Linked DNA regions of Homo sapiens: region 1 is linked to region 2. A link is an interaction called in ENCODE POLR2A ChIA-PET data of the cell type or tissue named here. Cell type or tissue: PC-9. All regions are shown on one strand. Each heading gives the region's core, and the rest is flanking DNA. Links, peaks and the distances in the headings are about the cores only.

What was found. Peaks named below come from ENCODE experiments on the same cell type or tissue, not always from the same donor. Only the 100,000 strongest peaks of a DNase experiment are listed, where the experiment ranks them.
Region 1: POLR2A ChIA-PET joins it to region 2 with 11 read pairs; 6 of 35 experiments call an interaction of 5 or more read pairs at or near these places.

Annotation. Positions count from the first base shown.
Region 1 is chr3:184,004,195-184,008,582 of GRCh38, reverse strand. All of the region lies in intron 2 of ABCC5 (ATP binding cassette subfamily C member 5), which reads left to right. ABCC5-AS1 (ABCC5 antisense RNA 1) reads right to left here and starts at 2,245. Exons shown (of 3, transcript NR_046570.1): 1 at 2,122-2,245. It overlaps LOC124909468 (a long non-coding RNA gene), which reads left to right. Exons shown (of 2, transcript XR_007096191.1): 2 at 1-108. RefSeq lists a silencer at 1,517-1,566. In PC-9, for the core only: no CTCF peak of the experiment used is centred there; DNase peaks (open chromatin) are centred at 1,632, 2,382 and 3,902; H3K4me3 peaks cover 1,063 bases; H3K27ac peaks cover 4,000 bases.
Region 2 is chr3:183,950,528-183,954,915 of GRCh38, reverse strand. It overlaps ABCC5 (ATP binding cassette subfamily C member 5), which reads left to right. Exons shown (of 30, transcript NM_005688.4): 18 at 1,646-1,830; 19 at 2,913-3,059; 20 at 3,346-3,475. Among named protein-coding and RNA genes, the nearest start is that of ABCC5-AS1, 54 kb to the left of the region's middle. In PC-9, for the core only: no CTCF peak of the experiment used is centred there; no DNase peak of the experiment used is centred there.

The DNA of each region.
Region 1 (4,388 bases), core at 159-4,158, 54 kb before region 2:
TTTCTTCGGGACTGTAATGTTAATGCTTGTGGCCACACACAATTTGAGGCTTAGCAGGCATCCTTTAATCCTGAAGTGTTAATAAAGTGGTGGTTTCTGTTGCTGTTAGTTCTTTGAGCCTGAGTACTAACTTTGGCTGGCATTAGGCTGGCGTTACTTCAGCTAACATGAAGTTTTATACCTAGGCTGCTCCTAAACACTGTTCCTTTGCCTGAGGCATGATTATTCAGGCATGGTTCCTTTTTTTAATCCTATTTATATATGCACATGTAGATCATATGACTCCACGAGCCCTGATTTTTTTTTAAGATGCAGTCAGTGTTTATTCATTTTTTTAAATTTAGCAAATATTTGAACACTCTTCAAGATGCATGCACAGCACTGAACCGAGTGGTCTGGTGCAGATAAAGATAAATTGGTGCTGGGCCTGCTTGTCCACCAATAGAAGCTTAAACTCACAACACGTACTCTACATAGATGACTGTAATTTAGATGCTGTGGGAATTAGTAAAAGGAGAAAGTGCTTCTCTCTCAGGGAACTCTTTAGGAGGAGGTATCATTTGGCTGGAAACTTGAGGAATGGATAGAATTTGGAGAAATGAAGAACTTGCCAGGCAAAAGAAAGAGTTGTGGGATAGGGATACCTAGTCCTTGTTGGTATTGAGCATCAAATGTGTGAAGTCTTAGCTATAGTGCAATACCTCAGTGAATTTCACATTATGTGTGGGGTTTTTTTGTTTTTTGTTTTTTGTTTTTGAGGTAGAGTCTCACTCTGTAGCCCAGGCTAGAGGGCAGTGGTGCGATCTTGGCTCACTGCAACCTCCGCCTCCCAAGTTCAAGCGATTCTCCTCTCTCAGTCTCCCAAGTAGCTGGGATTACAGGCACATGCAACCACACCCAGCTAATTGTTTGTATTTTTAGTAGAGATGGGGTTTCACCATGTTAGCCAGGCTGGTCTTGAACTCCTGACCTCAGGTGATCCCTCCGCCTCAGCCTCTCAAAGTGCTGGGATTACAGGTGTGAGCCACTGCGCCTGGGCATGTGTGTTCTTGAATAATAAGCCAAGGAGTTTGGATTTTAATTGCTTTAAATTAATATTTAAGCAAAAGCAAGACAAAGCTTGTCAGATGCTTTTATGAGCTTTATTTTATTGTGGTGGTGGTTTGTTTTCTTAGTGCTCTCAGGCAAAGGTAAGGGTGCCTTGTTTTTCATTAGCATGTCTAATCTGGGAAAGAAGGAAGAATGGAAAAATAAGCAGAAGTGGGCCGGGCGTGGTGGCTCACGCCTGTAATCTCAGCACTTTGGGAGGCCGAGGCGGGCAGATCACAAGGTCAGGAGATTGAGACCATCCTGGCTAACATGGTGAAACCCTGCCTCTACTAAAAATACAAAAAATTAGCTGGGCATGGTGGCATGCACCTGTAGTCCCAGCTACTCGGGAGACTGAGGCAGGAGAATCGCTTGAACCCGGGAGCCAGAGTTTGCAGTGAGCCGAGATCGCACCACTGCACTCCAGCCTGGGGAACAGCAAGACTCTGTCTCAAAAAAAAAAAAAAAAAAAAAAAAGCAGAAGTAAACTAAAGTTCATGTACCATTATTACTGGCACATGAACTTTAGTTATTTTTTCCCCTTCTCTCAAAAGTGTGTCATTGGTGGGATTTTCTTCCTACCAAATTAGAATATCCTGTGTCTAGGAAAGGTAACAAAGCAAGTATTCATAAAATCCAGGGCTCTTACTTAGTATTTCCTTAGTTCTGTGGTAGGCTGACCCTTTAATCTTGGTTGGAGTTTTCATAATTAATGCTTTGAAATATTTTGGTGAGCTCAAGTTGTATCTTAGGGATCAAAGATGTGGGTCTAATCTCTTACCAGAAATGATTCGAAGATGTATTGTTAGGAAAGAAATATGGGCTCATTATAGAAAATGTACAAAGTGTGTAAAGTTGTAGAAAAAAAGTAACCACCCTTAATTCCTCTACCCAGAGACAGCCATTGTTTTCATAAAATAGTTTTGTCTAGTACATTGTACTTTTAGAGTTTGCTCCTGAAAGCTTTTCTTTACAGACTAAGGACGTGTGAATTTGTCTATGCCCTTGTGTTTTCCAAGTCAAGAGTATTACCTGTGAGTCGGCTTGCTGTTAGGAAGGAGAGCAGGAGGAAGGAGATTAGCATTTTGCAGCTCTGCATTATTTTTCTCTTGATTGATACTCGGTGACTCAGCAGATTTTCTGGACAGGGTTAAGATAAGTAAGAATACCTGCCTTTTTTTTTTTTTTTTTTTCTTCTCTCCCTGTAGGCATCCATAAAGCTTTATGAGGCACAGTAGTCTCTTAGGCGCTGCTGGGTGTGACACCGTATCTGGTCTGGTGCCAGGTGTTGGTCTCCAATAGCAGCCCAGAGATCTCCGGCTGAGGTAACAACAGTGTGCGATTGGTGTGGAGCCCAGGTGGCTCTCATGCTTGGTAACTGCATTGACAGCTCGCTGGGGCTCTTGAGGTTGGGCTGCTGCCGGGATCATCAGCTCTCTTATGCCGTTTGCTGCAAGACTGCCGCGGCTTTCCTAGGAAGTGCTGCTTAAGGGAAATAAATATAGCCTGTTGGCATGAGTTAAAGGAACTTTCTGTCAAAGGGGAAGAAAAGTGTTGGAATTAGCTTCCTGTTTTTTTTTTTTTTAAGTACCTAAATCTTTATTTGGTTAAGATAACTTGGAAGTTACAAATGGTTAATGAAAACTTTTTCAATGAAATATTGTTTCCACAGTTAGGTGGGTTTCCGTTAATGCTTTCTTTTTTTTAGTTATTATTATACTTTAAGTTCTAGGGTACATGTACACAACGTGCAGGTTTGTTACATATGTATACGTGTGCCATGGTGGTGGGCTGCACCCATTAACTCGTCATTTACATTAGGTATATCTCCTAATGCTATCCCTCCCCCCTCCCTGTTCATGCTTTTTTTAATGTCTTACCGTTTTTCCCTCTCTTTTAGTCAAAAATAAAAAGGTCAACGCAAAGAAACAGGGACTCCAGAAGGCTTTGCAATGGTTAAACCTGTCATTATTAAACTCACAGACTAATGTGAAGTTAATTTGGTGCACTGAAGTCCACTAATGAGCAGAATTAAATTTATCCTTTTCCTCCCTGCCCCCCTTTTAAGGAGTTAGCCTATTTAGATAATTAGATGTTATATATGTTTTAACTATTTAAGATTATTTTATGAATTAGCTGTTCAAAGAATCAATTGTTACTAGATATCAGATGAGAACTTCCACTTACCAAAGCCTGCTCATGGAGGTAGAAAGCAAGACTGACATGTGTACTTTAAAAGATGGATGGAACCTCAAAGGCCGTCTTGCCCAGTCCCCATTTAGCCTCACCTCTCTGTAGGTGAGGCCCAGGAGAGACACTTACTAGGCAGACTATGCTGGGGCTGGGTGAGCTTCCCAAGGATGTTCTTTCTGGAATTCGGTGGCTCAGAATACAGCACTTGGCTCCTCTTTGAAGCATGATGGCTCTGTTGCCTGTCTCTGGCCCAGTGTGCTGGGCTGCTGAAAAGAGCATGGAACCACCCAGGAGACGCCACGACACTGACAGCTGTACCTGACCTGAGGGTTCAGGATATGTTTTCAAAAGCAAATCTCGCTAAAAAGGATTTGTATGTTATTATGAAATCTATATTTATGTGGTGGAAATAGACACACTCAGGCTTTTAGAGATAAACTACACAGAATGGGTTACAATAAATGCTTATAATTGTTTGGCTTTTTTAAGAATCCTGTTAACTTGACAACCTTCTGTTTACTTTTCTTTGGTATTATGCAGGTATGATATTGAGCAGTCACTTAGTTTTCTTAAATGTTGTGTCTCACAGTAGAAAAATAGCCAAACCACTCAGCCCCTGACCTTTGTGTTTGCTTCTCACGGTGATCAGCAGTTCTGGTCTGCTCTGCAGTATGGTGGTCACATGATGGAACCCAGAAAGCCTTGTACTAAGCATTTAACACACATTGTGTTAGGCACTGGAGGAAGTTTCATTTACAAATTATATTTTGGCCTTTTTTTTTTTTTTTTTTTTTGAGACGGAGTCTCTGTCACCCAGGCTGGAGTGCAGTGGCATGGTCTTGGCTCACTGCAACCTCTGCCTTCTAGGTTCAAGCAATTCTCCTGCCCTCAGTCTCCCAAGTACCTGGGATTACAGGTGTGCACCACCATGCCTGGCTAATTTTTGCATTTTTAGTAGAGACAGGATTTCACCATGTTGGCCAGGCTGGTCTCGAGTCCTGACCTCAAGTGATCCACCTGCCTGGGCCTCCCAAAGTGCTGGGATTATAGGTGTGAGCCACTGTACCTGGCCTTTTTTTTTTTTTTTAGCTAAAGCCTGAAAATCT
Region 2 (4,388 bases), core at 192-4,191:
TTGCCCCACCTTTCCGGATCAAACCAGTGATTACCCCACTTATATTGATTGATGTCTCATGTCTCCCTAAAACATAAAACCAAGCTGTAATCCAACTGCCTTGGGCCTGTTCTCAGGACCTCCTGAGGCTGCGTCACTGGTCATGATTCTTAACCGTGGCAAAATTAACTCCTAAATTGATTGAGACCCGTCTCAAGGTACTTTCTGGTTTACATTCTGTATTCTCATATTAGTGTTAAGAATCTGAGTGCGCCAGGGAGATCCTCAGGAATATATTTGAACCTTTTCTCTCCTCCAGCAGCCAGCCAGTTACTATGTCCTACTGAATTTACCTCCCGAAACTCCATCCCACCATCACAACCCCAGTTCAGGCCTTTATCATCTCTTACCTACAGTGTTACAGCTGCCTCGTTTTGAACCTGTCTTCCACACGGTCAGCTGCGAGATCTAGTTAAAAACATGAGACCAGCTAGGTGCGGTGGCTCATGCCTGTAATCCCAGCACTTTGGGAGGCTGAGGCAGGCAGATCACCTGAGGTCAGGAGTTCGAGACCAGCCTGGCCAACATGGTGAAACCTCGTCTCTACTAAAAATACAAAAATTAGCCAGGCGTGGTGGCGGGCGCCTATAATCCCAGCTACTTGGGAGGCTAAGGCAGGAGAATTGCTTGAACCCGGGAAGGCGGAGGTTGCAGTGAGCTGAGATCACGCCACTGCACTCCAGCCTGGGCGACAGAGTGAGACTCTATCTCAAAAAAAAACACACACACAAAACATGAGACCAACCAACTTTCCTGCATGGAGTCTTTCAGTAACCTTCCATTTTCAAATATTTTCCCTGATAGGGCACATACAGAAAAGGCTATTTGTGTGGAACACAGGAGGCATGAAAGAGGCTGCTCGCTCCCAGAGGCAGCTGGTGTGGCAATATCAGCCATCCCAGGTCCTTCCTAGCCCAACAGAAGTCAGACACACCTGTCACCCTTTCTGTTGAGAAGTTCTTTGTGGGGCCAAAATTCAAAGCCTTTCTTCTGTGACCACAGCCTGCTTAGTCGGCCTCATCTCCTGCCATTCTTTAAGTGCACATCTGTTCCAGCTGTGCCGAATCACTGTGGTGGTGTGTTTTGCTACCCCGTGCCTGTGCTTGTGTTGTTTTCTCTGCCTGCTCTCTCCTTTCCCCACCCGGTCATCTGTGGCTTACCTTTTGAGAAGCAATACAGAAAGTCTTACCTGAAACATGCCTGCCAACCACCCCACACCTAAGCCAAATAGGTCAAGTATGCCTCCCAGGGGTTCCCATGCTGCCCTGCGTATAGCTCTATCATCACATTGAGCACATTTCACTGTAATTATGTGATTATTGATCTGCCTGTCCTACCAGTCTGTGGCAGGCTCCTCAGCCAGGTCCCTAGGGGTGGGGACCTGGTCTTCATCCTCTTTGCTGCTCCTGGGCTTCATCCTGGGTCTGGTTTGTGGTAGGTGCTCAGTAAATGTTAAATAGATGAATGAATGCTTCTGACAAAGAGGAAATCTAATCTAGACCCCTGTGAAGCTGCCGGTTGTCCGATTCTGTTGCTCTGCAGGTGACTTAGTTTTATGGAAATAGTTCTTCCCTTCTGAGTCCATGTTTCTTTTTTTCTTACCTAGGGCAGCTTGTGCAGCTGGAAGAGAAAGGGCAGGGTTCAGTGCCCTGGTCAGTATATGGTGTCTACATCCAGGCTGCTGGGGGCCCCTTGGCATTCCTGGTTATTATGGCCCTTTTCATGCTGAATGTAGGCAGCACCGCCTTCAGCACCTGGTGGTTGAGTTACTGGATCAAGCAAGGAAGCGGGGTAAGGTTACTCATAAATGGGAAAGTTCTGTGTCTAAGAATGTGGCCGTTTCTCCCTATTCCCTGGCTATTCTTAGGGAAACTGTTCTAGTTTTCACTTAAAAGAAGCTGTAAAGAGAGATTTTTCCAGGATGAAAAGATGAGTCCCTAATGTAGCCTCACCAGAAGGAAAAAAACGCTGACCAACCCACAGGGCAGTAGGGCGTGCAGTAGGACACCTGCAGGCTATCTGTTCTCATCCGTTGTGTATTAGTCCATTTTTGCACTGCTACAGAGAAATACCCAAGACGGGGTACTTGACAAAGGAAAGAGGGTTAATTGACTCACAGTTCCACATAACTGGGGAGGCCCCAGGAAACTTACAATCATGGTGGAAGGCAAAGGAGAAGGAGGCACCTTCTTCACAAGGTGGCAGAAGAGAGACAAGACAGCGTGTGCGGGAGGACATGTCAAACACTTTTAAACTGTCAGATCTCATGAGAACTCACTGTCACGACAAGAATAGCATGGGGGAATCCACCCCACAATCCGGTCACCTCCCACCGGGTCCCTTCCTCAACACCTGGGAATTACAATTCAAGATGAGCTTTGGGTGGGGACACAAAGCCAAACCATATGACATTAGAATAGAGAGAAAGAGGGCTAGGTGTGGTGGATCATGCCTGTAATCCCAGCACTTTGAGAGGCCAAGGCAGGTGGATCACTTGGGGCTAGGAGTTCAAGACCAGCATGGCCAACATGGCAAAACCCTGTCTGTACTAAAAATACAAAAATTAGCTGGGCATGGTGGTGCACACCTGTAATCCCACGTACTTGGGAGGCTGAGGCATGAGAATTTCTTGAACTCAGGAGGCAGAGGGTGCAGTGAGCCATGATTGCGCCACTGCACTCCAGCCTGGGTGACAGAGTGAGACACTGTCTCAAAAAAAAAAAAAAAAAAAAGAGGTGGACAAAGCCATGACCAGGTCCCAGGGTGGGTCATTATCCTGTACCCTGCCCTGCCCTTGAGCTGAGAATGGCGCTGAGCAGGGGCTCTTGGCAGTCGTTAGGAGTCTGGCCTCATAGAACTTTGGCTTCAAACAGAACACCACTGTGACTCGAGGGAACGAGACCTCGGTGAGTGACAGCATGAAGGACAATCCTCATATGCAGTACTATGCCAGCATCTACGCCCTCTCCATGGCAGTCATGCTGATCCTGAAAGCCATTCGAGGAGTTGTCTTTGTCAAGGTATGCATTGGTGGGTGGTCTCTGCCCTCCTCCCTGGTGACCTGTGGTCAGGCTTTGGTGTGGCGTCTCTCAGTTCATGCTGAGTAGGGGAGCTCCCTTAACCAGGATGGCCCTGGCTGAGATGACTCATATTCCGTTAGCCTCCACCTTTTCTCACTTGCCACCTGTCCCTCCTGACCCCTCACACCTCCCCGCTTTGGGAGTGGATGTGCTGCGGAGCGGTTCTCTGGACCAGTAGGAACAGAGCCGTCCCTGGGCCCTGACCACTCTGTGCTCTGCTCCTCAGGGCACGCTGCGAGCTTCCTCCCGGCTGCATGACGAGCTTTTCCGAAGGATCCTTCGAAGCCCTATGAAGTTTTTTGACACGACCCCCACAGGGAGGATTCTCAACAGGTTTTCCAAAGACATGGATGAAGGTATTTCTCACTGAGCCTTTTTTTAATACTCTGGAGCTCACTGTGCTTCCAGCCTTCTAGATGATTCTCCAAATGTGCAGATCTGTCTGTCTGTAGATCCTGAGAGCACAGTGACTGCTGGTGTTTTCACCAGGAACATTGCAACTGCATTTTCTGTCTTGTTTGACCTGAAAATAAATTCAATGAATTGAGTTAGCAGAAAGGCTTTGAACAGAGGCATCTGAGATTCTGAAACACACACAGATTTTAAAGCAATGCATTGGTTTCTGGATGCCTACAACCTGGCAGGTTTTCTGGCTGTTGTATGGGCTGTGCCTGCACCAGAACTGAAATACTGTACCCCCACAGTTCAGAGTAACAGTAAAGCCCCTGACATTGACAGGGGGCTTCCTGTGTAGCAAGCAGCATGCTCAGTGTTTTATGCATGTTACCTTAATCCCCGCAGCAGGCCTGTCAGGCGGGTGTTGTTTCACTCCTTGAATAATGAGAAAGCTGCTATCTGGAAAGGTCAAGGAACTGGCCCAAGATCTACAGCTATTGAGTGACAAAGCTGCAAATTGAACCCAGATCTTTTTGACCCCAAAGCTAATGTTTTTAATTGCTGCACTGTAGCTGCCTTCATGGAAGGGGTTTGTTTCAGGCATTGATAGGCCATTGTAAACCCATGGCCAGAGGTAACAAGAAATCAGAACTATCCCTGATACTCGAACTGATACATAACATGTTCCCATTTCTGCTAAACACACACGCATGTGCTCACACATGAATGGAAAAAAGAAAAAAAGTAAATAATAGCAACATGTCTGGGATTTGCATGAAAATACTTTAACCAGAAGAAAAAAGGCGGTGGGGTGGGGAGACAGCCAAAAAGAGATGAAAGTTGATAACTGTTGAAGGGTCTGTGCTCTTCCTT